2 separate regions of the Homo sapiens genome follow, and region 2 is linked to region 1. A link is a loop called in an ENCODE intact Hi-C map of the cell type or tissue named here. Cell type or tissue: heart right ventricle. All regions are shown on one strand. Links, peaks and the distances in the headings refer to the core of each region. The heading gives the core; the rest is flanking DNA.

The links. A loop is a pair of places that touch in the nucleus more often than their neighbours do. Peaks named below come from ENCODE experiments on the same cell type or tissue, not always from the same donor. Only the 100,000 strongest peaks of a DNase experiment are listed, where the experiment ranks them.
Region 2: a loop joins it to region 1, with 2.0 times the contacts of the local background. A loop is called at or near these places in 1 of 110 quality-filtered maps.

The regions. Positions count from the first base shown.
Region 1 is chr5:168,120,867-168,136,988 of GRCh38, forward strand. It overlaps TENM2 (teneurin transmembrane protein 2), which reads left to right. Exons shown (of 31, transcript NM_001395460.1): 13 at 3,984-4,184; 14 at 5,888-6,100. Among named protein-coding and RNA genes, the nearest start is that of MIR12125, 37 kb to the right of the region's middle. RefSeq lists an enhancer at 3,560-4,759. In heart right ventricle, for the core only: a CTCF peak has its summit at 7,827 (motif pointing right); no DNase peak of the experiment used is centred there; H3K27ac peaks cover 867 bases.
Region 2 is chr5:168,178,698-168,194,819 of GRCh38, forward strand. TENM2 (teneurin transmembrane protein 2) reads left to right here. Exons shown (of 31, transcript NM_001395460.1): 16 at 11,640-11,850. Among named protein-coding and RNA genes, the nearest start is that of MIR12125, 21 kb to the left of the region's middle. In heart right ventricle, for the core only: no CTCF peak of the experiment used is centred there; no DNase peak of the experiment used is centred there; H3K27ac peaks cover 2,233 bases.

The sequences.
Region 1 (16,122 bases), core at 6,799-9,298:
TTTTCCTGCATAAACATGGTTGTACTATTAACAAATTTGCCCAAGAAAATGAAAGGATGTATTCGTGAGGTTTCATTCAATGATGTGTAGGGGAGTGGGAAGGTGATGAGAGAGGAGTTGACATATTAGTTTAAGTCAGCCATGTTTTCATGTCAGTTTCATGGTTGAGTCATTTTTCAATGACATTTAACTTCATAAATGTAATTCATGGTTCTTCAGGGGCTTATAGTACATATTGTTTGTAAAACTCCTTGACCTCCTTTTTTATCCTTAGGGATAGAAATTGCATTCACAACCCTTTTTTGTCAAACCTACAGAGGGCCCAAGACTAAATGAGTTCTAATGATTTCAGCTGCCAGGGGGCTGATGTTTCGAGGCACATGGTACTTAGCTGGTAAAGGCCACTGTCCCCTTTTAAGTGTAACACTGTTTCTATTTATAAAGCTTCGTAAAATGCCATAGTCCCTCCTGCCTGCTAAAGGCTCTAAGGACGTGGCCACAAGAGCATCTTAGGAAATCGGAACCAAATTTAAAATTCATAGTAAAACTGCTCCTCTTGAAGTTTGAATTTAGTTATTCCATCCACTGCTGTAATTATATAGCACAAAGGGCATATTTACTGGTATCACTGACCAGAGAAAGGGTTAGCTCATATTTTTAGATACAATAAATGGTTTTTTTGATGGCATTCTAGTACCGGCGCTAATAAATCTCTGTGGATTTTCCTCCTTCCTTTATACTATAATTCAGGATAGAGAAGAGAGAGCTAATTTATCTGGAAGAAAAATGCCATTTTCATTTTTTTAGTGTATTACTTTTTATTATTTCATCCTTCTAAGAAAAAGATTGTGATTTTTTTTTTTTGAAAGCTCCTAGCTGCTGGCACCTCACCAAACATTTTAAATGGCTAATTATAGGTTAAGAACAATTTTTGAAGCAATAAGCCACAAGATATTTTTGTGTATATTTTGATTTTTCCTTACTAGAAATGGGGGCAGAGTGAAAAATTAGAATTTCAGAATTTCCTTTATTGGAACAATATAAACATGATGGGTTCTGAATGAATTTGTTCATAATTTACAGATCCCCAAATACGATTTTTTTTCAAAAGCAAGAAAGAAGTTGTTAGCACAATTTCTGCTTCCTATCGGTCCTTTCTCTACACAGGAAGTGTGTCCCATCAATGACAAATGCTTATAGCACAGTCTGTCCTTCATTCTTGCAGCAACTGTGTATTGAACACCTGGTATATTCCCTTACCTGTGCTAGGCATGAGACACCAAAGGCCCTGCACAGACCTTTGTCTTTTTTGTTTTGTTTTGTTTTTTGAGACGGAGTCTCGCTCTGTCACCCAGGCTGGGGTGCAGTGGCGCAATCTCGGCTCACTGCAAGCTCCGCCTCCCGGGTTCACACCATACTCCTGCCTCAGCCTCCCAAGTAGCTGGGACTACAGGCACCGGCCACCACGCCTGGCTAATTTTTTGTATTTTTAGTAGAGACAGAGTTTCACCGTGTTAGCCAGGATGGTCTCGGTCTCCTGACCTCGTGATCCACCCACCTCGGCCTCCCAAAGTGCTGGGATTACAAGTGTGAGTCACCACGCCTGGCCCGCCCTTTGCCTTCTATGTGTTCGATGCTTTCAGCTCAAGTTTACGTTCAGATGTGCTCCACCACCCTAAATGGAGCAAATCTGAAGGTATCAAATGGGCTTATGTCATCAGGAGTTATACTCCCCGAGACAATGAATTCAACTGTAAAGTGATAATAACAAGATTATGTAACATCATCATAAATATCTCCAACTAATAATAAGCAACCAAAATTCACCTTTGGGGGAGTGTACCCCTGATTTTTTTTTAATCACTGTTTTTTCCCCATGCCTGAAACGGTTTTGAAATGACTTCCATATATAATACCTTCCTGAGAATATCCAAATGGGATCGTGAGAAATATCTCTTACCACTGAAAATTATTATTTTTGCCTCAAGGGAGGGCTGCCCTTTGGAAACTTCATGGAATATTGTGATTTCCAGTAAGTCCAAATTTCTCAAGTCTGTTGTCCCTCAGGACTAGTTAATTTGTGGCATGGATACTCTAAATAATGTCATATTTAGAGCCAATACGTCATCAGTATTAAAATACACCAATGGCTGGGCATGGTGGCTCACACCAGTAATCCCAGCACTTTGGGAGGCTGAGATAGGAGGATTGCTTGAGCCCAGGAGTTCACAACTAGCCTGGGCAACATAGCAAGACCCCATTTCTAGAGAAAAAAAAAAAAACATAGCTGGACATGGCAATGTGTGTCCGTGGTCCTAACTAGTTGGCAGACTAAGGCAGTAGGATCACTTGAGCTCAGGTGTTCGAGACTACAATGAGCTATGATCATACCACTGCATTCTAGCCTGGGTGACAGAGCAAGACCCTGTCTCAGAAAACAAACAAACAAACAAAAAAGGCATTATTTTGTGCCCCATAGGGAAAGAAAAAAAGACACTCAGCATAAAAAATGTCTTAGGAGATCCTACAGAAAGCTGAGACCCTGAGGAATTATCATCTGAATATAACAGTGAATTATTTAGAGACCAGAAGTCTTACATATTTCAATCTTGGCATTGTGGAAGGAGAGAAAACAAAATTTTCTGAGAATTTAAACCATAAGACGGTACGCATACACAGGAAGGATTTAATAACACTGTCAGCGTGGTCCATAAAAACTTCAAGAATAGAATTCAAAGTGGTCTCAAGCTAGCTGTGCCCCCAGGTGATAGAAGAAGCAATCCTTTAATCTGGGCCAACAGGCCTGATTTGGAAGCCGTGAAAACGGGAGAAATATGTCTTAATCAAGTAAGGTGATGATACATCCACATTTGTCTGATCCACAAAGCCATATCTGAGCCCTGTGCTAGACCACCATTTCTCATTCAAACCGTATATTACACAAAGAACCCTCTTCTCCAAATGACATTGCATCATTTCCTGAGAATACATAGGAATACATAAGAAAGCTGGGCTTCCTCTAAAAGGCCCTATTTATTCAACCCTTAGATTGAATGGAGGTCCCAGGTTTGATATCATATTCTCATGCAAAAAGTCCTGTCCTCAAGAACTGGCCTTTGCAGCTCGCTCCTCTCCTCACTCTGAGTTTATTCAAGTTACGTACTGGATGTATATCCACTCTATTAAGATGGCCAAACAATCAGACAGTGAAACAGGCAAGAACCACAATGACTGGACTCTGGCTATCAGCTCATCTGATTGACTGGTAGAAGGTCAGTGCCTCAGCCAGAGATAGCCATCCAGTCCCCTGGTGATTACCTGTAGGAAGGTGATCCCTTTTGGATCATTTTCACACCCAACTTCGCCTCTTCTATACTGCACATTTACTAACTCCTTCAGTGGGTGTGTGCTCAGAGAATGGATACTAATTTTAGACTTAGCCTAAGTGAAACCTCATTAGGAAAGTGACTCATAAGTTTCATTGGTTTTCCTTTTCATCTTTTGTTACCTTTTGAAGTCAAGTATTAGTGAAGTTACAATGAGCCTCTCTACTTTTCTCTCTTATAGTGAGGGGCAATCCAGTTTGACGACACATGTAGAAACATGGCATATATTCACATTCCTATCGCAGATGCTCTGATATGATTCAGTCAAGGTCCTAATCTTTATAAGCACAAGATACTAAAGGTGGAGTGGCATCCTTCTATATCTGACTTCTAATGCTGCTTGAGAAATCCCCTTTTCGTTTCTCTTGTATCTTCTTCAAGTTTGAGATTTGGTGTTTGACAAATAAGAAGGCTTTTACTTTTTATGGGTGTCTTCAGGTGACCACATAAGTATTTCTTGGGCTACTCCATTTGCTAGCAAGTGGATGGGAACTGGTGACCCACTGGTCCATTCAGCAGCAAGCCCATGTCTCATGGTCCATCCTCCATGGGTGATTAATACTTTTATTCTTTGGTTTTTGTTTTTGTTTTTTTCAGTTGATTGCTTGGATCCCACCTGCTCCAGCCACGGAGTCTGTGTGAATGGAGAATGCCTGTGCAGCCCTGGCTGGGGTGGTCTGAACTGTGAGCTGGCGAGGGTCCAGTGCCCAGACCAGTGCAGTGGGCATGGCACGTACCTGCCTGACACGGGCCTCTGCAGCTGCGATCCCAACTGGATGGGTCCCGACTGCTCTGTTGGTAAGCCACAAGGTTTTCTCCTTCCTCTCTCCAACACTCCTGCCCTGTGTTCCATCCCATTCTCAGATGGATGGGAATCTACTCTTAATACTTAGCTGGGGATAAGGGGACTTTGATGAATCACATTGTGTCTTTCTCATTCTCTTCTCCTCAATCGTGGAGTCTGTGATCTTTGAGAAACAAACAAAAAAGCACTGGGTTGGTACCATCACCGCAAATGCATGAGGAGCCCAGGAGGGATGCTTCCATTTGCATTATAGGTTTTCTTATGTACATTCCCTAAAGGTACCAGAAAACAAAACAGAACATTTCAGCCCCAGACAAACTAAATGGAACATCCCATAAAACAGAAAAGGGGCTCCCTCGGGGTGCTGCGTGAACATGTTCTACAGCTCTGTAATACTCCAGTGACAGGAAAATAATGAAGTCGCGCTGTACACTTCATTTTCCTAAAATTTAGAGTATGTGTCTTCCCTCCAGAGTGACCTTAAAAATGGAACAGTTCAACAGTTCAAGCCAGTCCCAACCTTCCTGAGAAAGGTTCTGTTCACACTGACAAGTCCCTATCCAAGCAAGCGATCATTCCGCCCCCTTCCTCTGGGTAGTGAGACAGCTGTCAGATTGCCATGGCAATCAGGAAGGGAATAGACGTGAAGCTTTGCCTACAATGGGAAAGAAATGAATATTTCATTCCAAAAAGAAAAAAAAAAAGAAGAGTCAGTTAAAATGGGCTATTTTGGAATGTCTTCTCAGCCCACTTGACTCTGGCTTCAACTCTGTTGCTGGTGGTCCTGGCAAGGCCGTGCAGATGATGGGAGGAGGCAGGGGTCCTAGATCCAAAACCCAGTTATGCTACAGATATGCTGTGTGACTTTGAGTGAGTCACTGGCCCCACTCCCCGGCCTGGTCTTCCTTCACCTGGCATGCCAAGCCACGCCTCCCTCAATAGACTGATGAAAGGATGAATGTCTGGCACGTGCTTGTCCTCGCGTGAGAGGTCTGGAATACCAGAGAGTGCATATCTGTCTGTCTGCCTCCTCCCCAAGCACAAAAGACTTTGAGCTCCTTTGAGAAAGAAGCTGTGTAAATGCAGCACAATTACAGCGGTCATTATCACCGCCAAGGTACCAATCTGGGTAACGGGGTATCTGCAGTCATCATGGGAATGGAGCAGCGGGGTCCCCAACTGACCTCTTGTGCTTGGTCAGTTCAGGCTGTCAGTGGGGGAGGAATCCCAGCTGACTAGAGAGTCAGGATCCGTACATGGATCTTTTCAGGTGGGTACTTCCCGGTTAGCTTTGCCAAACTGGTTGGAGTGGTCTCAATCTCTAGAAGAGTGGTTCTCACATTCTAGCGAGTATCAAAACCACCTGGAGGACTTGTTCCAACAAAATCTCTGAGTCCCATTCCCAGATCTTCTAATTCACTTGGTCCAACGAGGGCACAAGAGTCTACATTTCTAACGAGTTCCCAGGTGATACTGATGCTGTTGGTCCAGGGGCCACACTTTGAGAGTCACTTCTCTAGAAAAAAAGATCTAACAATGAATTGATACCCAGCCAAGGAGAGACAAGCCTCCAAAGATGACAGAGCTGCTGGGCCTCGGGGCCTGCTCCAGGGGTCTGGGCCATGTGCGTGGTCTGGACTCCATGGAAGGTTTCACCAGCTGTGGTGTTGAGCTGTAATCATTGTTTTTCTTCCAGAAGTGTGCTCAGTAGACTGTGGCACTCACGGCGTCTGCATCGGGGGAGCCTGCCGCTGTGAAGAGGGCTGGACAGGCGCAGCGTGTGACCAGCGCGTGTGCCACCCCCGCTGCATTGAGCACGGGACCTGTAAAGATGGCAAATGTGAATGCCGAGAGGGCTGGAATGGTGAACACTGCACCATTGGTAGGCAAACGGCAGGCACCGAAACAGGCACATATTGCTTTATTTTCATAAATTGTAGATCTATAGTGATGGTCGCGCATGGCAACTGGCTGTTCCTTCAGGGACACAAGTGCTCTCCCACATTTCCTGCTGCCCCTCCAAATCTCCCAGGGGATAGGGAAGGAGAAAAATGAGGTCCCTAATTGGGAAGGGCTTTTCCTTCTTTCCAGGATTCCGAGTTGAAAGGAAAGGGACCAGAGCAGATAAGAAAACCCCTCCAAACTTGCAATCTCAGGGAGGGAGAAATGCACATGCATGGGAAACTGTCGGTGTCTGGGGGTTGCAAGCACCTCAAATCACTGTGGTCTGCAACTCTCCCCTTTTTAAATCCTCTCTCAGCTGGCTGGATCACTGGATCCCTGCTTGCTGGCAACAAGGTGAACTCACTAATTTTAGGTCAGGTTAGACGCAGGCAGGACTCTCAGGTTCCCTCCGTAGCAGGTACCACGGTAAGGTCCTGAGATTCCCCATCACCACCACCGTCATTACATGTCTCCTCCTCTGGTCCCATTTTATTCTCACTCAGCCACCTCTCTATAAAAGCTTCTGGACCAAGGATAATTTAAAGGTCATTTTCTTTGTTAAGAAGAAATAGTTTTGGAGTTTCTTCATTTTTATTTTTCTCTCTTTTTCGGCACAGTTGTGGTTTAGGGTAGGACTATACTGGATTAAACGTACCTAATCATCCCTTTGGTAGAGAAGCTGGGAGCCAATGCTGTTTGGCTTTGCACATCTCTCAGACAGTTGGGATGACAAAGTTGTCAACTTGAGCATCATTTTACCTCCGGTTTTTACTTTTGTTATTTAATTAGATCAAGCCTAGGATCCATTTTTATACTAAGCTGGTTAATCTACTTGCCTGCATGGAAATTCTCAAAGACGTTTCCAGCCAAACTACAGTTTGGCCCCTTGAAGTTACCTTTGATCCCAGCCATCAAGTTTGAGACCCTCCCCTCTGTCCCTGCCTAACAACCCCAGTCACAGATGGGCCACCTGGAGTGAGAGACAGGGCTAGGAGCTTGCGCAGGGCTGATTCATGAGATCAGACTCAATTTCCCATGCTGTTCATTTGGGTGGTTATACAGAGATAAAGTGGACTGACTCTGTATTCGATTTCTTCCGGTTCCATCTGATTGGGCATCCGAGGGGCAGCATGCCAATCAGGGCCACGACCATAGCACTGGGACCCTGCTGGGACAGTCTGTTGGCAGTGAATTGTTTTTGCAATCTCTCGATGACGCTCCAGGTCTTGCTCCCCTGCAGCCGCTTTTATCCTCAGTTCCCTGCAGAGTCTGAGGAATAATTCAAAAGACTTTCAGGGGACGGCTGTGCACAGCCCTATACTGAGACAGTTCTTACAATAGCTTCCATTCATCAGGGGCATTCCTTTTGCTGTACTATTGCATGCCTGGTGTTATTTACATGAAGATTCCCCTCCCCATATCTCCATTGCCCCAAATCCTCCCCTCAAAAGCTCTTGCCAATCATCAGCGTTGAGGTGGATAATCCTACTTTCTTTTAATTCACACAATCCAACCTCACCTCCCCTTTGCTCCCCCTTCCCACATCTGGGGGACAGAGGGGCAGGGTTAGTGTTTCCACAATGATGCCTGCTGGCTCTCTCCTACCTACAATCTGTCTTTACTTTGGAAATAGCTCACAAGAGGGCAGTCCAGATGGATTCGAGCAGGAGTCGCCAAACTACGGCCAGAGGGCCAAATCTGGCCTGCTGCCTGTTTTTCCATGGCTTGCCAGCTAAGAATAGTTTTTACATTTTCTAAGGGTTGAAAACAAATCCAAAGAAAACTATTTCCTGGCACGTGACAATGATACGAAATTCACATTTCAGTGACCATAAACAAAGTATTATTACAGGACACCCACACCCATTCACTGATGCCTCGCCAGCTTCCATGCCACCTGTCAGCACTGAGTAATTAGGAGACCGCATGGCCCACAAAGCTGCTTGTGTGGCCCGTTATGGGAAAAAAAAAAAAAAAGGCTAACTCCTGAATTGCACAAATCTTGATGGATAGAGGGGAGAAAAGCAAGGCAGGTCCACACCCCCATTAAGAAAAGGACACCAACTGTAGCTTGAAGGATCTGAGGGGTCTACTCCAGATATCGCAGAGTGGGAGTGGAGAAAAAACAGTAGATGTGCTGAAATGCTTCCGGGGCCCTTGAAAAAGAGATGGGAAGATGACAACTTTGGTCTCAGCAGAGAACAGCAAGGAATTGGCCAACAAGAGAACATAGATGTTTCGGTCAAGCTAGTCCTTTGGGTGAGATAAGTTGGAAAAAAAGGTGTTTCTGCCACTTGAAGTGTTTGGTACAGGTTTCACATCTTTGTGAGATGACATACATGAGTTCTTGAGAGACATTCAGAAAGTGTAAATTGATATGCCAGCTAAAGCTCCCAAAATGAAGAGAGTGCTGGTCCAGTATAGTCTCTTGTTCAGAACGATGATCTCCTGTGACTTTAGAGTTTGTGCTCTGTATGTTATAAAGATCTTTACTACCAAAGCCTTTTCTTGTGAGAAATTAGGGCTCTGTGTCTTTATTAGTAGGACATGTGCCATCTCCTCATAGTTATGTTCACTGTGGTTTTCTCAAAAACAAAGCCAAGCATACCTTGATCAGTGAGATTTGCCATTCAAAAACCAGAGAGATGTTCATACATGCATAATTGCATCTTTAGCTTTTCTATCTCCGGCCCCCAGAGCTGCTTTGGGGAGTTTTATTCTTCTAGTTTGAGCAGACACTTCTGTCATTTCATTTAAAGTAAATGCCACAATTTACAAGCCCAGCATCAGTTCTCCTCCTTGGGGATACTGACAGAGAGGAAATGGGGGCTCTTTGGTCCTTTCCAAGCACAGCCTCAAATGCTATATTTTGAAAATAGAAAATACAGAAAAATGACATGGTACCAAGTCAGCAAACAATGCATAGGGAAATTTTGGGTAAGGCAGAATTGTGGGAGTTAGTGTTGGACACTTGGGTTGTCTGCGACCTGTTTACAAAAGGTCATAGGTGGTTTTCTTGGGGTCATTGCAAATAGTCAACTGAACAATTCACATCAGTCCTTGTGGATTACATTTACTGTACTAAAAGGATCAAAAAGAGAAATGGGGAAAAAAGATGAGGACACAAGGACAGACTTCTAAAACTTAGTCAGGTGGAAGCCCCAGGATCAGTCCATGTTTGGTTAATGCCTTTCTGGAATTTGCAACCAAATTATTTATATTTGAAAATGTAGTAGAGATTGCTAAACATTTAAATATAAGGTATAAGACTTCAATGTTAACTGTTAGAGCTAACTTATTGACAGACTGGATTCTACCAAGCAATGACTGTTATATAACCTTTTCCTTAAAAGTTAAATATATGGCATGGCTAAAATCTACAGAATTGTGTAGATAAAAAATATACTTTGAATACATATCAGCCACAATTCATGTGTATCTTTGGAATATATTAGCATTTTTTGTATAGCGTGCAGTTTACTCTTATGACTAGCGCAGACGGCACATTGTGTGGCTAGAAGAGGTTTATTCTTTAAACATAATTTTAAAATGGGTTGTTGTTCCTGTCATCTGCCACCACCACCACCATCACCCCTTGTTAATACTGGGACCTAGGCCAGGTGCAGTGGCTCATGCCTGTAATCCCAGCACTTTGGGAGGCTGAGGTAGACGGACCACTTGAGATCAGGAGTTTGAGACCAGCCTGACCAACATGGTGAAACCCTGTCACTACAAAAATTAGCTGGGCATGGTGGTACGTGCCTGTAGTCCCAGCTACTTGGGAGGCCGATGTGGGAGAATCGCTTGAGCCCAGGGAGGCAGAGATTGCAGTGAGCCAAGATCACACCATGGCACTCCAGCCTGAGTGACAGAGCGAGATCCTGTCTCAAAAAAAATACTGGTACCTAACATCAAAAGGCCATGCAAAGCCTGTAACACCAGGACATGGAGGAACTATAGAATGTGTGTAATAATAGATCAAAATCACTAAGAACTATATATAGTAAATGTAGATCAGCGTCTCATGAAGAGGTAAAGTAGATGTTAGCGTGTGTTAATGAGCAGAACAATTGGGCAAAATGCAAGAAGAAGCCAACATTTGCATTGCCGGGGAATCAAGGAGGGATGCTACATGCTAACTGTGGACTCTTGCAATTATCTCCTGAACATGGGCTACCCAGACATCTGCTCCGAATAATACAAACTAACCCGCAGACTAAATCTGCCCACTCTGGGCACTTCCCAACCCTGAGTGAACTGTTTGATATCTGGGTAGTGAGTAAAGGCTGCAATGGTTATTTCAACTTGTGTATTTTATCTATGTGGTCCTAACCTCCGATTTCATCTCAGAATCATAAGGGCTTGATTCCTAGGACCTTGTGAGGCTGAGTGACCTGCCCAGGTGCCACAAGTCAGTACAGTTTTCTTTTCCCTGTATCGCACTGGGCCCTTCTATTTTTCCTCTTTAATTGGTTGGGGAAAGAAATCGGTGCTTGTGATGTTAATAAGGAAAATGAATCTTTACCCAAGGTAAAACCAGCCGTGCGATGATCCGATGTGCTGATTAAGTGATTGTCATCAGAAGTAGACAGGGTCACAGTCCAAGAGGGAGAGTGCTTCAGAACAATAGGGAACAGGTTGAGAAGAAAGTGATTGTCAGAATTAACCAACTTCAGACTGAGGACAGCTGCTTCTGAATCTCATTCCAGTCTCATTCTAAGTTATGAAAACTTTTTTTTTCTTGTGGCTATTGTCCTTGAACACTTGAGCTTTCATGACTCTACAGTGAGATCAAGTTGAGATGAAATTAGCCACTGTGGAGCCATCCTTACCACCAGGCCTGTGGAATCAGCTAATTCTCTGATTGGTTAATTAACCTATTCCTCCAGGGGCTCTTATTAGAACTATCCTTGGAGTTCCTTTTTTTATTTTAAGTGAAAACCTAAAGCGATGGCCTTTTACTGATAAAGATTATGGATAAACTTTTAACAGAATGCAAAAGCTGTTCCATTGCTGATTCTCCCCCACCACCCCCCTATAATTTGGCCAAAACATGAGCTTCCTTACTGCAGATCAGGAGTCACCACATGCCCAGAAGTTCTTTTTGAGTCTGGGTCAGACAGTCTGCCAGAGGTTTCCTATCTAATCCCAGAACAAGGACTGGGAGACAGACTTACAGAAACATGTTTTCACATCACTGCAAAAACATAAAAGGAAAGAAAATAACGGCTTTACAAGCAGCAAGAGTCTCATCACTGGAAGCATTTGCTTTCTTGTCCTAGACGTTGAAGGGCTTTCAGCATCAGTAGAAACATAGACAAGATAGACACAAACTACATTCTAACTTTATGACTCATCATTCTGTAGTTTAGATGGAAGCATTTTTTTGTATTTTTATGTGATTTAGTAATGTCTGCTCATGTTATGAGCTCCCATCAAAAAAGAAAAGAGGAGAAGAATTCTTGGTGTTTTAGCTCTGTGGGGAGACAGTGATTTGTGTCGTACTCTGCGCTGTTCCCTTACTGTTTCAGGGGAACTGGTTTGATGGACTAGCTTGTGGCTCACAGTGATGGGGCCAAGCTTGCTGAGTCAATAGCTTGATATAAGGTATTCCTTCCTGACTTCACCAGAGCAAAGAATTGAACAGTTTGGAACTCTTGCAACATAAACTCATGGATGAGAGTTAACACAAGTAAGATTCCAGGCTCAAAGAAAGGGGACCATGTAATAAGAGCTGTTGAAAAACATGGGATGCATTGTCCTAATGTATAGTGAGTGTTCTGCACTTGAGCTTTTATAGAGAATCCACGTGCCTTCCAAGTCTGTGACTCTGGGCTTTCACAATACGCACTAAAGATTTTCCATCAAAGGAGAAGGGAAAACAAAGTGGTTCCTGGAGAGCTGAGCTCCCTTAGATATTTGTGATGGACATCTTTCTTATCACTTGGTAGCCAATTCATTGTGGTATCATGAACAGTAGACTGGCTGATGAAGGAGGACATCTGTGTTCTAGCTTTGACTCTACCATATACATTTTGTATATCCTGGAGCAAGTCACCAAGCCTTCCCGACCTCAATTTCTCCATGTGGCAAATGAAAGGGTTGGATCACATCATTGCCTTCCAGGGCATGATACACAAACTTGAGATGCTTTTCATTGGTGTACAAATATACCTTATTGAATAGTCATGTAGGGCTTTTTAAAATAGATACAGTATTAGGAAAAAATATAACTAGCACATCAAACTGATGATTATACAGCTATTATTGCTTAGGGAGGGGGCAAAAGTAGGTAGTGATATTAGGCCTGAGTAAATTTAAAGAAAAATATTAAGTAAATAGTACAGATATTGCAAATGTCATAAATGCAGCGTGTGATTGACTGAATTTAGAACACATTTGAATGAGCTGATCTCTAAGGACCTGTCCATTTCTAGGATTTCATTACTTTTGATGCAGAAACATATGAATGGGTTATTCTAATGCAATCAAGCCTTTCTCTCTTCTGTAAGGCAGGTTTTCAATGTAGGCTCCCATAATATACACTAAAGACTTTACATTCAAGGGACAGATACAGCAGAGTGCTGCCCAGCTGATGAGGCATTGTTGAATTATTGAGGATAGTGAATGGAGCTTTTGTTGTTTGTTTGATTGTCTGCTCACCTCAGCTCCAATTTATATCTGGTTTACCTAGGGAATCTTTTGTACATTGAAAAACTTCCTTGCATAAGTTGAATCATCAGGCCCCACTTCGTCCATTTATATTTTTTAATAAAAAGAAAAGACATGGCTCATCCATCCACGTCTGCTTCACTTGAATCCAGAGAAATGCAAGCATGATAACAGAGTTTTTAAGAACACAGGATTTTGTGGCAAGACGTGGTGGCTCATGCCTGTAATCCCAGCACTTTGGGAAGCTGGGGCAGGCAGATCACTTGAGGTCAGGAGTTTGAGACCAGCCTGGCCAATATGGTGAAACCCCGCCTCTACTAAACATACAAAAATTAGCCAGGTATGGTGGTGCACACCTGTAATCCCAGCTACTCAGGAGGCTGAGCCATGAGAATCCCTCGAACCCAGGAGGTGGAGGTTGCAGTGAGCTGAGATCATGCCACTGCACTCTAGCCTAGGCGACAGAGTGAGACTCTGTCTCAAAAAAAAACAAAACAAAACAAAAAAATAGGCTCTTGTGTCATTCTACCTGAGATTAAATCCTGGTAGCTTTTCTAACCTTTATGTGTCTCAGTTTCTTTGTCTGTAAAATGGGGGATACCAAATAGCACCTATCTCACTGGGACATATGTAAAGTACTTGGCACAGTGCCTACCATAAAGTAAGAGCCAGATACATGTAAGCTGTTATCATCATCACCATCATTGTCTAGCACCAATGCAGGACAAATTGCCAGGTGTGGTGGCTCATGCCTGTAATCCCAGCACTTTGGGAGGCCGAGGCGGGTGGATCGCCTGAGGTCAGGAGTTCGAGACCAGCCTGGACAACATAGTGAAACCCCATCTCTACTAAAAATACAAAAAATTAGCTGGGTGTGGTGGCGAGCACCTGTAATCCTAGCTACTCAGGAGGCTGAGGCAGGAGAATCACTTGAACTCGGGAGGCAGAGGTTGCAGTGAGCCGAGATTGCGCCATTGCACTCCAGCCTGGGCAACAAGAGTGAAACTCTGTCTCAAAAGAAAAAAAAATTCTCATTAGACATTTCTTCCACTTCCAACCTCCCTTTCACAAATTTGCTTCCAATCCCTCAAGAAGTTAGTAGCATGTCAAAATCACACCCACCCACTTTTCCAAACAAAGGTTGTTCAGCAACCTGCTGGCTTCTGGTTCTTACAGACAAACATAAACTGCCTCTCTTACCCGGAATGGAACCTGCTTATTTTACCAGATGGCCTCATTGACTGTATGTAGAAGAAGGAAGCTGGCATTTCTCAAGTTTGAGGATGCTGCCTAGCCAGCGTCTTAGAACACAGCATCCTGTCTCTCCTTTTCTTACTTCTTTTCATTCCTCATGACTCTCTATTCCATGGGCTCTGAGCATCAAGAAATCATTTAGGAGACCCAAATTTGACTCAATCAAGTACCACGCATGCCTTCTGGAAAATCAAGACTCTCATTGATTCTGTCCCCATTCAGCCTGATAAACTTCACAGTTACCCTCATTCCTCCCACGCTGCAATTTCTTGGCTCCTTTGGAGCATGACCCATGTGTAACATCTGGGGATTCGTTGCAATTTTTTGGTTCATCTCCTGGGTTATCTGCAGCCACACAGATATCCCAGATGTTCATGTAAGCAGCAGACTTTATTTTTCCTCGCAAGTTTCCTGCCTAATTGGGTTCAATCTTTACCAACCCTCTTTTTTCATAGCATTCTATTTCACGAGCTCTTCTTTAAAAGCTTGCTGTTATTGCCTTTGGAAAATAGAATGCCATCATCTTGAAAACCTGCCAGTCAAAAATGGGGTTTATTGCTTGCTTCTTTATCCTTTTCACCATGCACTTATATGCATTGTTATAATCAGACCCACAAAAGGTAACCACATCGTTGGCTATTATTGAACTTTTCCATTAATGGGTAATAAAGAACCCACACAAAATAGCAGCTACACGAAATTTAAGTATTTCATCATAAACAGTCTCAGGATAATTAGAATGGATTAAATTACAAGAGAAAATGCATTTAGTTAATCTTCCCTCTAATTAAAAAAAAAATCCCTAGTTTTAAGTAAAGTGTTCGTTTTTAAAAACATATTTTCATTGTAATCAGTAAAGGAGAGGCCTGTTTGGTCCCCAGTGATAGGACGAAACATCTGCAAAGTTGCATCCGGAAACATCTGAATAGCTACCAGCCAGTGTTTTTTTGGTTTTGGGTTTTGGGCAGGGGTTTTATTATTAAGGTCCTTAAAGAATGAGTCTGGTCTTTTCCCATTGCTGTTACCAAGGGATTCTCTACAAATAGCCTCATTCCATAGTCCATGGTGGCATTCCTTTCTGTTCTGAGATCGCTGATGATGTGGTTGACTCCCCTTGACCAACATGTGTCAAGTGAGAAGATTAACTCAGCAGATGTTTATATATTCTGACCGAGCTGGGGTAAGAGTCAAAATGAAACTGGTAGGTGACGTGAGAAGTTTTCAAGATAGAACGGACACGTACTCCAGCCCTTCATGATGCTATTCCAAGACAGATAGGACTGAAATCACCCTAAGCCCTACGAGTGTGTCCCACAAATAAGGAATCATTCACATCACCTCACCAATTTCTTGGCTCATCCCAACTGCAAAGCTCACTCCACACTTTCATCCCAAGGGCCTCTAGAAGTTTCCAAGAGTGTCTTGCATGCTCATATTTAACCCAATCTGATTTTACAAGCTTAGTCCCTTCATTGAAACCTGCTGCCTGAGAAATACACTTACAGGGACTCCTACAGCACTGCCCCTACTGCCAGGATCCATGCCAAGGTTGTGTTCCCCCGTGCCAGCAGCACCATTGGTGCTCACGCTACTGAAGTCCTGCTGTGTTTACACAGTAAAGGAGAGAACACCACACTCCCCAGCTTTATCAACGGGTCCAAAGTTCCTTTGAGAAGACAAACCTTCACTTTTTGCCAATAGTGGCTCTCCCATACATCAAGGTTTTGTCCCAGCGCTGAGCTGTCGAACAGACACCACAGAGTCCTTTTTGTATCCTCACCTCTCCTCACCCTTAGACAGGCTCTCAACCCAGGGTAGTGGAGGATGCTTACAAGTTCTTTAAGCTCAGCCAGTCTCTGAATCCCAGTTTATACTCAGTCAGGACCCCTACCATTTAGATAAGCGGCTCTTAAAGAAAATCCTTTTCTCTTCATTTAGGTTAAGGGTTGCCTTCATTTTGAGCCAGCTCAACTGCAAATGCAAGAGCCCCTGTGATCTCCCTCCTTCATAATAATCGCATCCCAGTTGGAATGGAGAGGGGACTGCTTACATATCCCCTAG
Region 2 (16,122 bases), core at 5,171-7,670, 56 kb after region 1:
AAGCTTCAGTATTTCCCTTCATAAGTCCTGTGACATTCAGAGGGTACCTATATATGGCTGTGACTGCTTCCAGCCCCCTGTGAAAAACCGAGAACAGAAGTCAAGAGGCTTTGGAGGAGGCTGGGCATGGTGGCTCACGCCTGTAATCCCAGCACTTTAATTCCAGCACTGTAATTCCAGAAGTCAAGAGGCTTCGGGAGGCCGAGGCGGATGGATCACTTGAGATCAGGAGTTCAAGACCAGGCTAGCCAACATGGTGAAACCCCATCTCTACTAAAAATACAAAAGTTAGCCAGGCATGGTGAAGGGTGCCTGTAATCCCAGCTACTTGGGAGGCTGAGCCAGGAGAATCACTTGAACCCAGGAGGCAGAAGTTGCAGTGAGTCGAGATCGAGCCACTGCACCCCAGCCTGAGCAACAGAGTGAGACTCTGCCTGAAAAAAAAAAAAAAAAAAAAAAGAAGCTTTGAGGTAGACAACCAACATGTGAATCATGAATCACTTCTCCATCATTTACTAGCACTGTGACCTTGGGCAAGGCCCTTAAGCTCTATGAACCTCAGTTTCTTTATCTGCAAAATGAGGATCATAGAACCCACCACAAAGGGTTCTTGAGAGCATGACTGGATGCTGGCTGGATCGAAGCACAGCACAGGCTGAGCAAGCACAGAGGGACTTAAGTGGCTGGCAGAGGGCCAAGCACTTAATTGTAAACTTAAGTCAAAAGTGTGAACTGGATGAAGCTAGGAGCTGGGGCAGAGGGCTGGCCAAAACATTCTGCTGCCCAGTTTCCCAAAACATAAATCACCCTGTACTAGGTATGTAAATGGTTACTCTCACTAACTGTCTTAGATAAAAGAGCTCATATGTACATGCTTGTACAAACATGTCATGGCAGAGGGTACAACAGGCTCCTGTGTGTTGGACACTCAGCATAACAGTCACACAACCTTACATGGCAGCTTTGTGTAGGATTTCGTTCCAGAGTGCAGCAAACAGGGTCCAAAACCCAGTCCTACCACTTAAAAACAGGGTGACCATAGGTGAATTATTTAATCTCGAAGTCTCCCATTTCTCACCTGTAAATAATGATGTTAATAGCACCCAGGATTCTGGTGGTGTCTTAATAAAGGCATGCGTTTAAAGTACCTAACCCAGTGCCAGGCACCCAGGAAGCTCCTCCTGAGCACCAACCATTGGTTCTCATTAGACATGGTTGCCATTAATGTTCCATTGTCTTGCTGACGCCAGGATGTTGTCACCTAGCACAGGGTCCCCACTCTAAAATGCACTGGCCTTGGGAGACACTGGGAGCTGGAGGACAGGGGCTCTGAACTGATATGCTAGTAGTACCGACGTGGTTTGTGTTGGGCCTGATCACCAAAAGCCCTGCACTTTATAGGAAGTCAATCAAGGATGAGACTGCCACTTGTGACTATTGAGTAGATGGAGGTATGGCTGGTCCTTCCAAGAACAAAGCCCCCAAACCTAGAGCCCTATGTTCTCATGAACTGTTTTCCAACGTGCATGGCACTAGATGCAATTGCAGGGAGAGGCTCGGAGCCAGAAGGGTCCATGGTCAGGAAATGCTGCGTACTCCATGACAATATTAAAGACTCATAACGTGTATCCATATATCAAAGCCTCCAGGAAGTCCTGCTGTAAAGTTTAACTTCGTTTAACTGACTCCCAAATTACATTTGATGGCAGATCCTCCCCTCCCACCTCCACTTTTGTGTTTCAGGGAATGCGTATTAACATCCTGCAGGAGACAGAGTTTGGAAAAACTGTTGTAGCCCCTCAGCTGTACTGCTGTGGATATTTGAAGGCTTTTTCTCAGTCACTCAGAACAGAGGTCTCAAGCTTTAGTGAGCAAAATAATCATTCTTGAGAATCTTCTTTAAAATGCAGATTCCCAGCCAGGCACAGTGGTGCACACCTGTCATCCCAGCACTTTGGGAGGCCAAGGCGGGTGAATCACCTGAAGTCAGGAGTTCGAGACCAGCCTGGCCAACATGGTGAAACCCTGTCTCTACTAAAAATAAAAATAAAAAAATTAGCTGGGCATTGTGGCGGGCGCCTGTAATGCCAGCTACTCAGGAGACTAAGGCAGGAGAATCACTTGAACCCAGGAGGCAGAGGTTGCAGTGAGCTGAGATGGCACCATTGCACTCCAGCCTAGGCAACAAAAGTGAGACTCCATCTTAAAATTTAAAAAAAAAAAAAATGCAGGTTCCCAATATTTAGTCTCAGGAATTCAGTACGTCTGGGTTGATGGCATCTTAACACCATACCGGAGCAGGTAGTCAGGGAGCACACCTTCAGCAACGCTGGTTTAAAGCTTAGCCACTGGAAATACGGTGCTCAGAGCAACAACATAGACATCACCTGGGAGCTCATAAATAATGCAGGCTCTCAAACCCCACCTTAGGACACGGGATGAGAATCTACATTTTAACAAGGTCCCTGAGTGATTGTGATGCTCATTAGAATTTGAGAAGCATTGGTTTAAAAGGTTTTGTTGATGGCATTTGTTTTTGGTTTTTGTCCATTAGTTGCTGGTGAAGAACCATTTTTTAAAAATAACTGGACAACACTATAATCCCCTTGTCAAACATTTCCCCCAGTGGCTTCAAGGTACAGTCTATTAAAGAGAGGCCTTACCTGAATCAGATTTCTGCCTTTGGTAGCAGAGCCTTGATTTTCTTAAGCAGCCCGTGCTTTTTTTCCCACATCCATCCTAAAGAGTAGAAAAGCCAGCAAACAGCTTTCACTGGGGCCTCCTCTCTGCCAGATCTCTGGTCAGACATGATTCATCTTCCATGACTAAGTCATAAGAAAGGCCAGAAGGTGCTTTGGTACAACGATCTCTGGACTTGGAAGTCAGAGTCTGACCAAAAGAGTTGGCAAGAAGTAGGAGGAAAACTTCCAACAGGTCTTCTTCCAGAAGGAGTGCAAATACAGTTTTACTTCTTTTTTTTTTTTTTTTTTTTTTTTTGAGACAGAGTCTCGCTTTGTCACCCAGGCTGAAGTGGAGTGATGCAATCTCAGCTCACTGCAACCTCCACCTCCCGAGTTCAAGCGATTCTTCTGCCTCAGCCTCCCAAATAGCTGGGACTACAGGTGTGCACCACCACACCCAGCTAATTTTTGTATTTTTAGTAGAGACGGGGTTTCATCATGTTGGTCAGGCTGGTCTCGAACTCCTGACCTCAGGTGATCCACCTGCCTCAGCCGCCCGAACTGCTGGGATTACCGGCGTGAGCCACCGCACCCAGCCCAGTTTTACTTCTTGCAATATTTGAGAATGGCCGTTGCTCTGTGCAGGGAAGGAGGATGCCTGAGGAGCGACGGTTCATCAGGCAGCCAGGGTATTAATGGCAGGTGAAACCTTCCAAACGAGCATCCTGTCAGCCAATCTATTGCTTTAAAAGGTTCGCAATGCAGGAGACCTTACAGAGGCAATGAAGAACTAATCTCATATTGCCAGGTTAAATCAAGTCAGCCTTGCCTATTCCTTTCACTTCTTAGTTACATCAAGCCCAAATACTTTCAATTATCCTCACTTCCAACTTGTCAGCAGGCGTAGGGTAAAATGCAAATGGAACAGTACCTTTCTCTCGTGGAGAGCAGGAAATATCATTAAGAATAACCTTCATGTATTGAGCTTTGCCTCCATCTTAAGTGCTATACATTCATCATCTCATTTCACACGCACCTTCTTAGAGCACCTCTGTGCATTTCAGTGCAGTCAGCATTATTAAGTCCATTCTATAGATTGGAAAACTGAGCCACAGGAATTCAGTCACGTGCCCAAGATGACACAGCTGATAAATAATAGACCAGGTTTTAAAGCCAGACCATTCTAATTCTAAAGCCCGTGTTTGTTTGCTGTTTTTCAAACTGAGCCAAAAGTCCAGTACCACCCTGGGCAAATGGGGCAGGGCAGGGACCAAGCATTGCATCTCAGCGGGCCCTGAGCTTTGGGATGACTCCCTTGAAATTTTCTAAGTTGCTCCCCAAGTGTCAGGGACTGGCCAGAGTCAGCAATGCTAACTGGGAGGAGCACCTCAGTCCAGACTAGGACCCACGTGAGCCCTGATCCCTGTTCCTCCCCTTCAGGGTGCTCTTTTTTTTTTTTTTTTTTTTTTTGAGACAGAGTCTCACCCTGTCACCCAGCCTGGAGTGCAGTGATGCAATTGGGCCTCACTGCAACCTCCGCCTCCCGCGTTCAAGCGATTCTTCTGCCTCAGCCTCCCGAGTAGCCAGAACCACAAGTGCGCGCCACCATGCCTGGCTAATTTTTGTAGTTTTTAATAGAGATGGGGTTTCACCATGTTGGCCAGGCTGGTCTTGAACTCCTGACCTCATGATCCACCCGCCTCGGCTTCTCAAAGTGCTGGGATTACAGGCGTGAGCCACCGCCCCCGGCCCAGGGTACTCTTTGACCCTCTGCCACCCCTCACCCCCACTCCTGTGCATGTAGGGTCAATAAGATGCCCCAAATTGTTTTGGCATTTGCATCTATGGGATATCCTAAGGCCTAACGGCCAGCCCCAGTTCCAGCAGGCAGCCTAGCAAGCACTGGCCAAAGGACTCTCTCTTTTGCAAACCAAGCTTCCAGAATGGTGCTGACCTGCTGATTTGGGGTGACTCAAATTGTTTATATAGCCAGGGGCCCAGCACAAAAAAAAAAATGCCCTTTGACTGGGGTGCTGCATACCTTAGGCATGCCCTGCAGGAGTTTACCTCAAAACAAACTAACTCCCAAGGCAAAACCAATCCTATGGTTCCCCCTTTTTACTCAGGAAACTCTTTCCATCTCTATCTCAAATTCAGCAGGAGCCTTTGGCCTTTGCTGGCCAGCATTAAGTGCCCTCCAGGACCCCTGCACCTTCTTCATTTCCATCACGAACAACCAGATTTCATCTTTCTTGCCCCAACTTATTGCTTCTTCCCTCCTTTTTATTGCTGCATTAATTTTTCACCTCTTCATCATTATTAGCTGATCTCAAAAACGACCCTGAGTCACGGGGTTCACCACCTGACTACCCAGACTTTCCTTGGGGAAGTGACAGCTTGGCAAGCACCTAGCTCTGTATAGGTAAAAAAAAAACCCATATGATGCCAAGAAGACTCAAAAAGAAAAAGAAAAAAAAAACATAGAAATGACTCAGAAGCACTTAGTAGGTGACAAGGTGCTCACAACTGTTGTAAGGACCTTTCGTGGATTACCTCTGTGGATCCTCCCAGCACTCCTTTGGGTATAATCATCACTGCCCTCACTTTGTCAATTCACCTGGGGAACCAGGTGACTAAGATGAAGATCAAGAGCATGCCCAGTGCCCAGAAAGTTTCCCTGTGCCCTCCCAACTAATACCTCCTCATCAAGGTAACTACAACTTCTAACTTTCTATCATCACTGATTAACTTTGCCTGTTCTTGAACATCCTATCGATGGGTCAGAGAGTACTCTTCAAAGCTCATGTTTTTAACCAATCCACTCTATGGCTTCCTGGCCCAATGAGTAGGAAAGGTAGATTTGGTGCTTGGTGGTTCCTCTGTGAAACCATGACTGCAAAGAGTGCAGCTTATTTTTAAATCTGAGCTTCTGACCAGTCCCCAACCAGCAGCTGCGTGCAGACACTAGAAGAGCCATCCACAGCACCTGCAGTGATTTGTTAGAGGCCATCTCCACCACTCTGTCACAAAATGAAACTTAGAAAAGTAAATGTAGGTGTTCTTCTGGAGCCTTTAATACCTAGGAAAGCCATGGAGTTCATGCACATTGGAGAGAGACTCACTTGCAAACCAAGCTACAGGGAGAAAAGTTGAACAAAATGCTTCCATTCAAATTCTCTATAAGCTGCCCAGAAGATCAAAGAAGAAAATAAGTGAAATCAACATCTTCTCATTCCCTGAGCCATTTCCTATGAGAATGATGATGCAAGAATTCACACAGCCTCCTCCAGGCAGAAAGGTGTGCATGGTTCAGCCAACTCCAAAGGATCCAGATGCTTATTGTGGCTGCTTTACAGCCTCTCCATCGACACAGGGCCTCCTTCCTCCTGAGTGTAGCTTTACTAGTAAGCGTTTAATGGAGGCTTTGAGCTTAAATCTCTTTACTAGTTAGGAGCTCCTTTTAAAATCTAGCAGAGTACACTAGACAGGGGATTGAAACGGCTGACAAAAACCTATAGCCAGCACAAAAGTAAGTGCCACCTTGTGCCAATGGTAAACAGCTGAAAGGGGATTGTGTCTCACAGGTAAATAGTGTGGTCCTCTGCAGCCTACAATGCCAGGAATAAATTCCCAGGCATCTGGTTTCTCCTGCTGATTCCTCTTCAGATGCTCATTTCAACCAGCCACATTCTTTCCCAGCTATAGGAGTAGACAGGCCTTCAGAAGTGATTAAATCTCACAGCTGCCCACACTTACCCCTGTTGATGGGTGTCCACTGCCTTGTCTTCAGACTTCCTTGGGGAAGGAAGCGTCACCCCTCCTAATAATGAAGACAAAAGGTGATAATCTCATCGGCTGCCTTTCTCTACTTTTTATTCATAGCTGCTTCTTAGCCACTTGGATATCCACCTTCTCCAAGCCTCAGTTGCATCCTCTATAGGTGGGTATAGAGTGGGTGGCATGGTGATAATGGAGCTAAGATAATGTACTGAGCATTCATTATACGACACTGCTCTGAGTACTGTACAGACAATAACTGCTTTAACCCTCCCAGCAGCACTATCTACCATCGTGATCATCATCATCATCAACATCATCATCATCTCCATTTTATACATGAGGGAAACTGAAGCACAGAGCAGTTAATTGCCCATGGTCAACAGCTAGGTAATAGTCAATCTGAGATTCAAACCCAGATACCCTGTTCTATAATCTGACATTTAAGAGTTACATTATTCTGCTTTGCAGGATTTCCATGAATCTTTAAATTAAAAAAAAAAATGTAAATTCTGCTCAATCTATAGCATTTGTTATTCCTATTAATTATTATTATTAACCTATCACTGTTTGGAAATTAAGTATTTTTGCCAAGATTCAACCAGCCCATAGCCTACACCAGTGGATGACTCTAAATATAAGGGAATATTAATTTCATTTACTTTTGCATCTTTTTTTTTAAAATGAAAAAGTGGAAGACTTCAGGGAGTTTCTGGTTATAGTTATAGTTCATTGGACATATACTATATACCAGACTGACATATATATATATATATATATATATATATATATATATATATATATATATATTTGAATTTATATATATATATATATATTTGAATTTATATATATATATATAAATTTATTTATTCTTCATCACATAACCCTATGGCATATGTACAATTATAACTCAGTTTTTAATGCAAGGAAACTACAACCCAGCAAGGCTGATTACCTTTCCAAGCTCACACAGCCAGGGAACTAGCAGAGACGAGCTTCAAACCCAAATCCATCTGATTCCAGAGGCCAGGCTGTCACCTCTGATGCTGTGTAGAATTTTTGGCTTTTTACCTTGGGACTTCTAATCCAAAGGTTTCAATTCAGCATTAATGAACCTGTTTCACGTTGCCAGAACTGTTATGGAAGAATCTCTCTGATTTGCTTTATCAAAAGCAATAAATAGAATGCCTTGGTATCATTCCCAGAAAGTTTCTCCATGATCACATTTCTCTGAAATTGTCATTACAATTAGCTTATGACGTGTATGAGTAGACTAGAACCAGAGCTGTGATTTAGCGTCCGTTCTGACAGAAAACACCTAGATAATTCTTTTTGGCCCCGTTTCACTGAGTGAAGTAAGATTAAGCAGACATGAGCCACCGCAGTGTGGGCTGATTCAGAAGGCCTAAGTCGCTTTCCCATAACCGCTGAGTCAGTATTGGGCCCTTTTTGAGGACTCTGCAAACCTCTCCTACCATCCTCACCCCCTTCCCCAGGAAAAAGCCAACCAGACTAACAAATAAGTAGGTAGATAAATAAATAAAGAAATCGTCCATTGTCATAGGAGGGCCAGGCCGCTTTCCCTCTGCTGTTGAATGGAGACATCGGCCACCTCTCAGGTCCTGAACTGGCAATTCAGAACAGTTTGATTGCCTGCTTGATTGTTTGCGAGATAACTGCAAGATTGTCAGTGACAGGGTAATTTACTGAAGATTGCAATGTCAGACTCCATCCAAGGGGCTTGCTGGCATAAAGACGCGATTCTCATGACTGACAGGCCACTGGGAGATTGGAGTGCCAATTTAAAGTTCACAGTGTCGTCTGAAAGTGTTTGGCGGCTGCAGCCCATAATCACGCAGCATGATGAGGTCATTATAGGCATAACGTAGGCTCCTACTTAATAACGGGTAGAACCCCAAATGCACAATCTCTGGAGCAGGTAAATGTAAATATGTAGGAGGAAATCATTTGTATCCTATTTTCTTTCTGTTTTGGCATTTGTCATCTGCTATTGCTGATGTGCTTAGGCCATCTCCTGCCAGACAGGCCCTTGAATCAAAAGCCCAGGATCAACAAAACAGTGGGGAAATTTGAAGTTCACAATTCTGAAGCAGTCACAAGCCCGGAAAGAGTGACAGGCTGGAGGGGGAGGGGGAGGCAAATGTTCAGCACTCAATAGGAAAACTGTCTTAAGTTATTCTTCAAGCCCAAAGAGGTCTTCAAGGCGGTTATATGGAGCGGGTGGTAAATGGGTTGGAGGGGGAGGAAATATTTCCCCAGCTTCAGGAGGGAAAGGCCACCAGAGATGGATGATACCCCTAATTGGAAGAGGCCTGTGACCTTAAAGAAATCTATAGTGCTAACAGCAGTGGGTTTCTTCTCACCTGAGAAGCTTCTTGTGGCTGCTGAAGGAAGCCCTGCCAGCATATCTCAGCAGGTTATTTTTTAAATCTGAAACAGGCATTCCGTGGTAGAGCCCTTCTGTCTTTTGAAGGCAGCCCGTGGACAGTGATGTTCAAGGCAGAATTCTATGCACTTTTTTTCTTCTTTTTCTTATGCTGCCAATGGTCCTCCAGATTGGACAGCCTGAATGTGGATCTGAAACAATGCCTGGATATCATCCTGCTACTAAGATACAATCTCCAGTGCTGTTTCTAGGGTCTGAGGTTTGCCAGGCTCCGGGGAACTGGGGAGTATCCGATTCAGCCAGCATATCAGCCCGAGATGTTCAGAGCCTTGATTTTGAAAGTCTCTCAATCTAAAGTGTGCATGCCTGCTCACCCTCCTGTGTCTGCATTTCTAGGAAATTGTGTAAATCTAAATGTGTTACGAGGCACATGAGCAACATTTGCCCATGTGGAAAATGAGAGGCTAGTTTTAGTAATTTAAAGCCAGGCAAAACATGCAACCTCCTAATTTGTTTGTTTGCTAAAAAGAAAGTAATGCATTAAAATAATTGCACATTAATTGCTAAATTACAGTGGAACTTTGGTGAAATTACATATTTCATTTTCATTAGCGGAACCAAACGAAAAGGGTAATGCCAAAAAATTACACTGTAGTAAATTTAAAGCACCCAGCCAGGCCTCTGATTCAGCGTTCCAGTACAAGTGTTTGTCAAGGCACAGCCCAGGGTTTGAGTGCGTGTTTCCATGGTTCTAATTATGGTCCAAAAAAATGCCTTGCTATCAAATCCAGGAGGTGCAAGCAAGTTATTCTCCAAGCTTCTCCACTGTGTATTCAATCCGCTCCCAGCCGAGTGAATAAGGATTGACTAACGAATTCGTTCTTATCAGAAATTCCAAGGAGCAAACACTGCCCTAAACATTCCCATCTTCAGCCCTCACAGACAGGTGAGGAATGGGAAACAGTCATTTTATTCATTCAACAAACATCTGTTGAGTGCCCGATTCTGTGCTTGGTACTAAGAGAGGAATGAATATAAAATTAATAAGACATCATTTTTCTCTTCAAAGAGCTCATTTTCCAGATAGGGAGGCGAGCATTAAGAGGTCATTAATTCTACTATAAGAAAGTTGGCATTAACAATGGTTTTTAAATCGTATTGTGTGTTAGAATCACCTGAGAATCATGTTTAAAATGCAGATTCCAGGGCCTGCTCCTGGAGGCTCTCCCTGGGGAGATGTGGGGTGGGCCGTTTATTCTTCCTGCAGGATTCTGATGCAGAATGCTTCTTTGAGAACCTCTGATTCAGGGATGTACAGAACAGGGATTCCTAACTGTCTTGGTCAGTTTGGGCTGCTACAACAAAAATACCATAGACTAGGGGGCTTAAACAACAAACATTTATTTCTCGCAGTCCTGGAGGCTGGGAAGTCCAAGATCAAGGCACCAGCAGATTCAGTGTCTGGTGAGGCCCTGATTCTTGATTGATAGACTGCAGTCTTCTTGCTGTGTCCACACATGGCAGAAAGAGTACTGAAGTGCTCTCTGGGGTCTCATTTATAAGGACACTCATCCATTTATAGGAGTTCCACCTTCATGACTTAATTACCTCCCAAAAGCCCCATTCCTAATACCATCACATTGGGAGTTAAGTTTTCAACATTGAACTTCGAAGGATCACAGACATTCAGTTTGTAGCAATAACCTGGCCAGGGGCATCATCCAGAAGGCTTCCTGGAAGAAGAGGCCAACCTAAACTTGATCTTAAAGGATGAGTCAGTCCTGTCAGTTTCCCCCACTCTACCATTAGCTCCTTAAAGACAGTCTCCATGGTTCTTTGCTCTCTCTCATTTCCAGCACATGGAGACCACTCAAATATTTGTTGAATGGTAGTTGAGTAAATAGGAATCAGCCCAGGTAAAGGGATAGAGGCACAGGACTCTAGGCAAGTGCATAATAATGTTCCGAGTCCTGAGGGCGTGCAGGAAGACAGAACCAGAAACTACTGCGGAAACTGCAGGCTTAATTTCCAGATTCCCAAGCCAAAGCCATTTCTCCACATTTCCTAGAAAATGTAATACTCTCAGCACCCAGGTTTCCAATTGGTCAGCAGTTCCCTTCCTGGCTTAGAGAGAGTGGGATAGAATACTTTTCTCCGTTAAAGTGAGATTTAAGGGATTCCATGCATTTTAGTTTTTTTTAATTTGATAAAAAAATTGTATTTCTAATAGAGACAGGGTCTCACTATGTTGCCCAGGTTGGTCTCGAATTCCTGGGCTCAAGTGATCCTTCTGCTTCAGCCTCCCAAAGTGCTAGGATTACAGGTGTGAGCCACCATGCCCAGCCAGAAATTCCATGCATTTTGATTACTTGTGCACCCATTAGCACGGACCCCTGGGAACTGACCGTGGGTAATTTGCTGTGCTGTGTTGTTTAAAAGCGAAGTTTTTGTTTTTATTTTCCCACTCAAATAATACGTGTTCATAGTAGAAAAAAGTAGAAATTCCAGAAAAGCACAATAAAGAAGAGAAACACACTAATCTGCTACATGAGGATAACCATTTGTCAACATTTTAAATTATTTCCTTTCAGTCTTTTATTTTCTATGTGTATGGATTGGAATTGGATGAGGCTTGCTGTGTGAAACCTGCCACCTCAGGCCCTTGGGTACGTTTGATGCTGCTCATGCCTGTGCTGGTAACAAAGGTGTTAGTGTCTCCAAACAGCTTTATGCCATGAAATCTGCTGACTCTGGCTCTGCCTCTGCCCTTCCAGATGGCCTGGTGGATTGTTTGGACCCTGACTGCTGCCTGCAGTCAGCCTGTCAGAACAGCCTGCTCTGCCGGGGGTCCCGGGACCCACTGGACATCATTCAGCAGGGCCAGACGGATTGGCCCGCAGTGAAGTCCTTCTATGACCGTATCAAGCTCTTGGCAGGCAAGGATAGCACCCACATCATTCCTGGAGAGAACCCTTTCAACAGCAGGTAGGCACCCTCTGTCCCTGCAAACTCCTGAAGTCTCTGATTTTCTTCCTGTTGGAGCCAGAGGCAGTTCTCCAGCTTTCCCGGGGACCCAATTGGCCTGGAATCTGCCCCCCTAGAGGCAGCTCCCTCCAAGGGGGACTCAGAGAAGTGCCCTTTCCTCACTTTGTGTTGGGCTCCAGAACAGAGCCCTAGTGTCTTTGCAGGATGTCAACATCTTTAACCCAGAACCTGCTGGAGACACCTGTTGATTCCCTGGTTTTTAGATCATTTTTAAAATCTGTTATTTTATGATGTTATTGTCATTATATTAAATCTCCCTTTAAAATGCCTCTGATAGTGGCTTTTGTTCGAGCATTGCTGAAATAGTTCATTCAATAGAGTGTTTTTGAAAGCTGTTATTAACTTGATAACATAACCTATCATTTGGTGGCATCTTAGAGTCAAGAAGATGTTGGTTGCAAGGATTTATTGAGCACCTAGGATGAGCCAGAGACTTTGTGTAGATTATCTCTAATCCACACAACAATCCCATCTATTGCCTCTCCTGATTACCTATTGCATGCAAGCCATTGTGCCACTGCATTTCACCCCTCATTCTCTCCAGTTTATTATTGCTCTTAGTTGCTAATTTGAGGCTTAGAATATTCTAGGGTCAAGTTCTAGATTCATTTTGTCTTCAACTTCACCCCAGGACAAGTTAGAACTGTGCTCCTGGAGAAGAGAGCAAGGGGAAGGTTTGTCTTGGAGACACTTCCCCACCACCCCATCCCCTCCTCTTTTCTATGCACTACGTATGATTCTGAGGGTAGAGAGGAGGGGTAGGAGAGGCTGGGGGTCTTCTTATGGCTTGGCCATGCTTGATCTTCCTCTCAGTTGGTCCAAGTCCAGATGTCGATGGTGTATGCTGATGCAAGAAGGAGGAGCGTGGTCTAATTGGGGATGCCCCGCCCCATCTCTGTGGTCCTTCACATCAAGAAATAAAAACTGCTGGTCAGGTCCTTTTTCACAAAACTTCTAGATACTAGGAACTTGGGTAGGATGGTCCTGGCCCCTTTGCAGCCCTGACGACCCCCATTGTGCCATCTTTGTCTTATTTCTCTTTAGCCTCATTCAGGTAGGCCCAGGAGCAACTCTGGATGTATGCTACTTCTCTCGGCTTCCAAGCAGGGAAGAAATACTAGACTTCCCTTCTTACAGAAGCACCTAACTTTATAAGTGATTCTCTCGGAGCCCCTCTCATGAGCCTTTCATCGGTCCCCAACCGAGACAGCCCAGCGAGGGTGGGATGGGGAAGGAATGGGTGTCAGCACAGCTGATTCTACAGCCTCTTAGAGCTCTCTGGAAAGTTGGAGAGCCCCAATTCCTGCAGCTCTTTTGAATATGAGTGTCTTAACAAGGTCACCTTAGGCCAACAACTTTTGCTTCTCTCTGTTGTCGTTTTTACTAAAAATAAAATAGAAAAAGAAATAATAGAAAGGTAAAAATAATCTCAGCCCTCTTCTATTTCAGCCCTGATACCTCCTAGCGATATCATGTTGGGCTCGTAAACCTCATTTTCTTGATTAATAAAATTAGGATAACACTATTTAAATACGTAAAAGTTGATCAGACAAATTGGGTCATTCTTGTCATACCCAACTAAAGCAGAGGCAAGAAGCCAGGAAGAAAAAGCACTCTGGGCACATAACATTGCCCTAGAAATGTAATTCTCCCCAGGCCTGGCTACTGAAACTGTCTGTTGTAACCGGAAACCAGTTGATCTAATAGCGACTGAAACAACCTACTATGACTCTAAGACTAGTTTTACCCACCACCATCATTCACCAGTCAGAACTCACCAGATCGCCAAAACTTTACCAGTCCCAGTGAACTTTCTCTCAAAAGAATAAGTAACATTTCTCCTTATAAAACCTCCAAACTTCTCTTTGATCTTCAGACATCCTGAAGACTACCCCCATGCATATGCCCTGAATTGCCATTCTTGCTTCCCAAATAAAACATTTTAAATTTAGAGATTAATCTTTCTATTTTATTTGACTTTAACATATACTATACACAGTATTATTACTGTTTCTTTTAGTAGAAGAACCTCTCAAGAAAATAAAAGAAACCACAGATCTCTGATAAATAAAAAGCATTTACTCTGCTTGTTAAATCCTAGCTCTAGAACAGATTCTGTAAGTATGCTTCCTTTTAATTATGAACATAATTCATCTTGCTAGAGACCCGTGACTGGGCAGAGCTTGCACTGGGCCATAAGCATTTCAGTGGGGTTTGTAGTTTGCTTATACTGAAAATGCATCCTCTGAAGGCCTGTTTCAATCTGCTTCCTCATTAACCTATCATTATTTCTACCCTAAATCCAGTCATTTCCTGATATTCTCCCTTTCATGCTTTCTCCACCTGGCCCTTCTGGTTTTATCTTATTCTCCTCATCAATGGTTACCACTTCCAGAAGGCACCTTGAGCTAGAGCCAAAATACAGGTGAACAGTCAGGAACCCCAGAATATTTGGTAGACTATGCCAGCCCAGGAGACCTGAAAGAAAGTTGCTTTAGAGAAAGCGTCTCGGAAGCTTTAAATGTAAACAATAAATGGCACTTCCCAAATGAGCCCAGGCTCTCCGGCTGTCTGCATGGATACATAATTCAGAAATATGAAATGTAACTCCAAGACATAGGTTGAAGTTCAGTAAGCGTGTGAATTCCAGTACATTATCATCTTACAAATAACGAAGGACAAAGCTAGGAGTAAAAAAGAACTCGAAAATTCAAGATTTCTAAAAGGGCGTTCCCCTAGATAATGGCATACAAAAATAACTAAAATGCCTTGACTCCACCACTATAATTTATAGAGCAGATCTCACTATCTAGATAATGCGATAATTGTTACACATCAATAATCATAAATAGAAATGAACTGATAGTATGTCTTAGCTGAATCTTTTCTGCAAATTGACTGCCTGGAAACGATAGGAAGCCAGCAGCAAGGAAGAATTTGAAAAATAGAGGATAGAAATCACAGGCAGCACTACTCCTGTTATTCCTATGGCACACTGCAAAGCCTTCTGCTACAGGAATGATTTAAAAGAAATAGCAGTTGTAGAAAAAGGAAGGGTGGGGGGACTCCATTGTGGAATGTACTTTCAATTTTGTTTTCTCATCACGAGCACTGTGTACCTTGTGGTCGTCAACACACATCACTGATTTTAAAGTAGTGTCTGGTAAGGTCTTAAAGAAATCTTAGTCCGAGCTAAGATAAGAAAATGGAATTGAACAAAAGGATTATTTTCATAAATTAGTTTTCCACTTTAAAAGAGTCTAGCATTGTGGTTAAAACCAGCTAAAAATGGCATTCATTTGTTAGGCAGCCAGTAGCAGACAATTAGAGCTGTCAGTGGAACAGTCTAAACACTCCTGAGATCATCAAAGGGTTGGAGTTGAACAGCTGGGGGTATTGCTAATAAAAAGAGAGATGCGTGGAGACAGCATCCCTCCGGTTTTCAGGACACCCAGGAATGCAAAAGTAAGTGCATCCAAAAATCGAGCCGACTTTGACAAGATTGTGACAAAGGACGGGTCAGTTGATCACCTAGTTCAGAAACTGGGAGTGTGTCCAGGATGCTGGGAGCCTGAGAACCTCTCTTCTTTTGCCAAATTGCCCAGTCTGCTGGGGGCTTGGTGCAGAAATGGAGCTTCTCATTGTCCCATTTCTCTGTGAAGTCAAGAGAATTCAGATGAGAGGAGGCATGCACATTCTCCCTCCATGGACTTTGAGCACAATATTGTAGCATCTCTCTGGCTTTATAGGACTTTCCCAGGGGTAGCTGGTTGGAAACCGGGATTTGTGGGAAAGTTCTAGTTACTGTGTCTGGAAAGAGGGAGATGTTCTGTAACACTGGAAATAAATTGGTAGGATTTCAAAACCCTTCAAGATAGCAGGAATTCGACATAAGAGAAATATGTAGTAACACAGAATCCAGAATCCAATATATTTCTAGCAGAAAAAAAGTGTATATAGATATATACACATTTTTATTGAATGTGTATATTGAAGGGTTTTGCTATATATATCTCCAAAGTTCTCGTTTCCTCAGACCCTCATGGATTATGAGAAATTTTGCTCTTAGAGGGCAGCAAAAGACAATGCATGTGTATTTCCCAGCCATAAAACTCTCTGTGCTCCCCTCTACCCACTCTGACATTCTGGCCTCTAGAAGAGTAACATGGCCATCCTCCAAAGCCAAAAAATGGAAATAAGTAGCCAGATGTG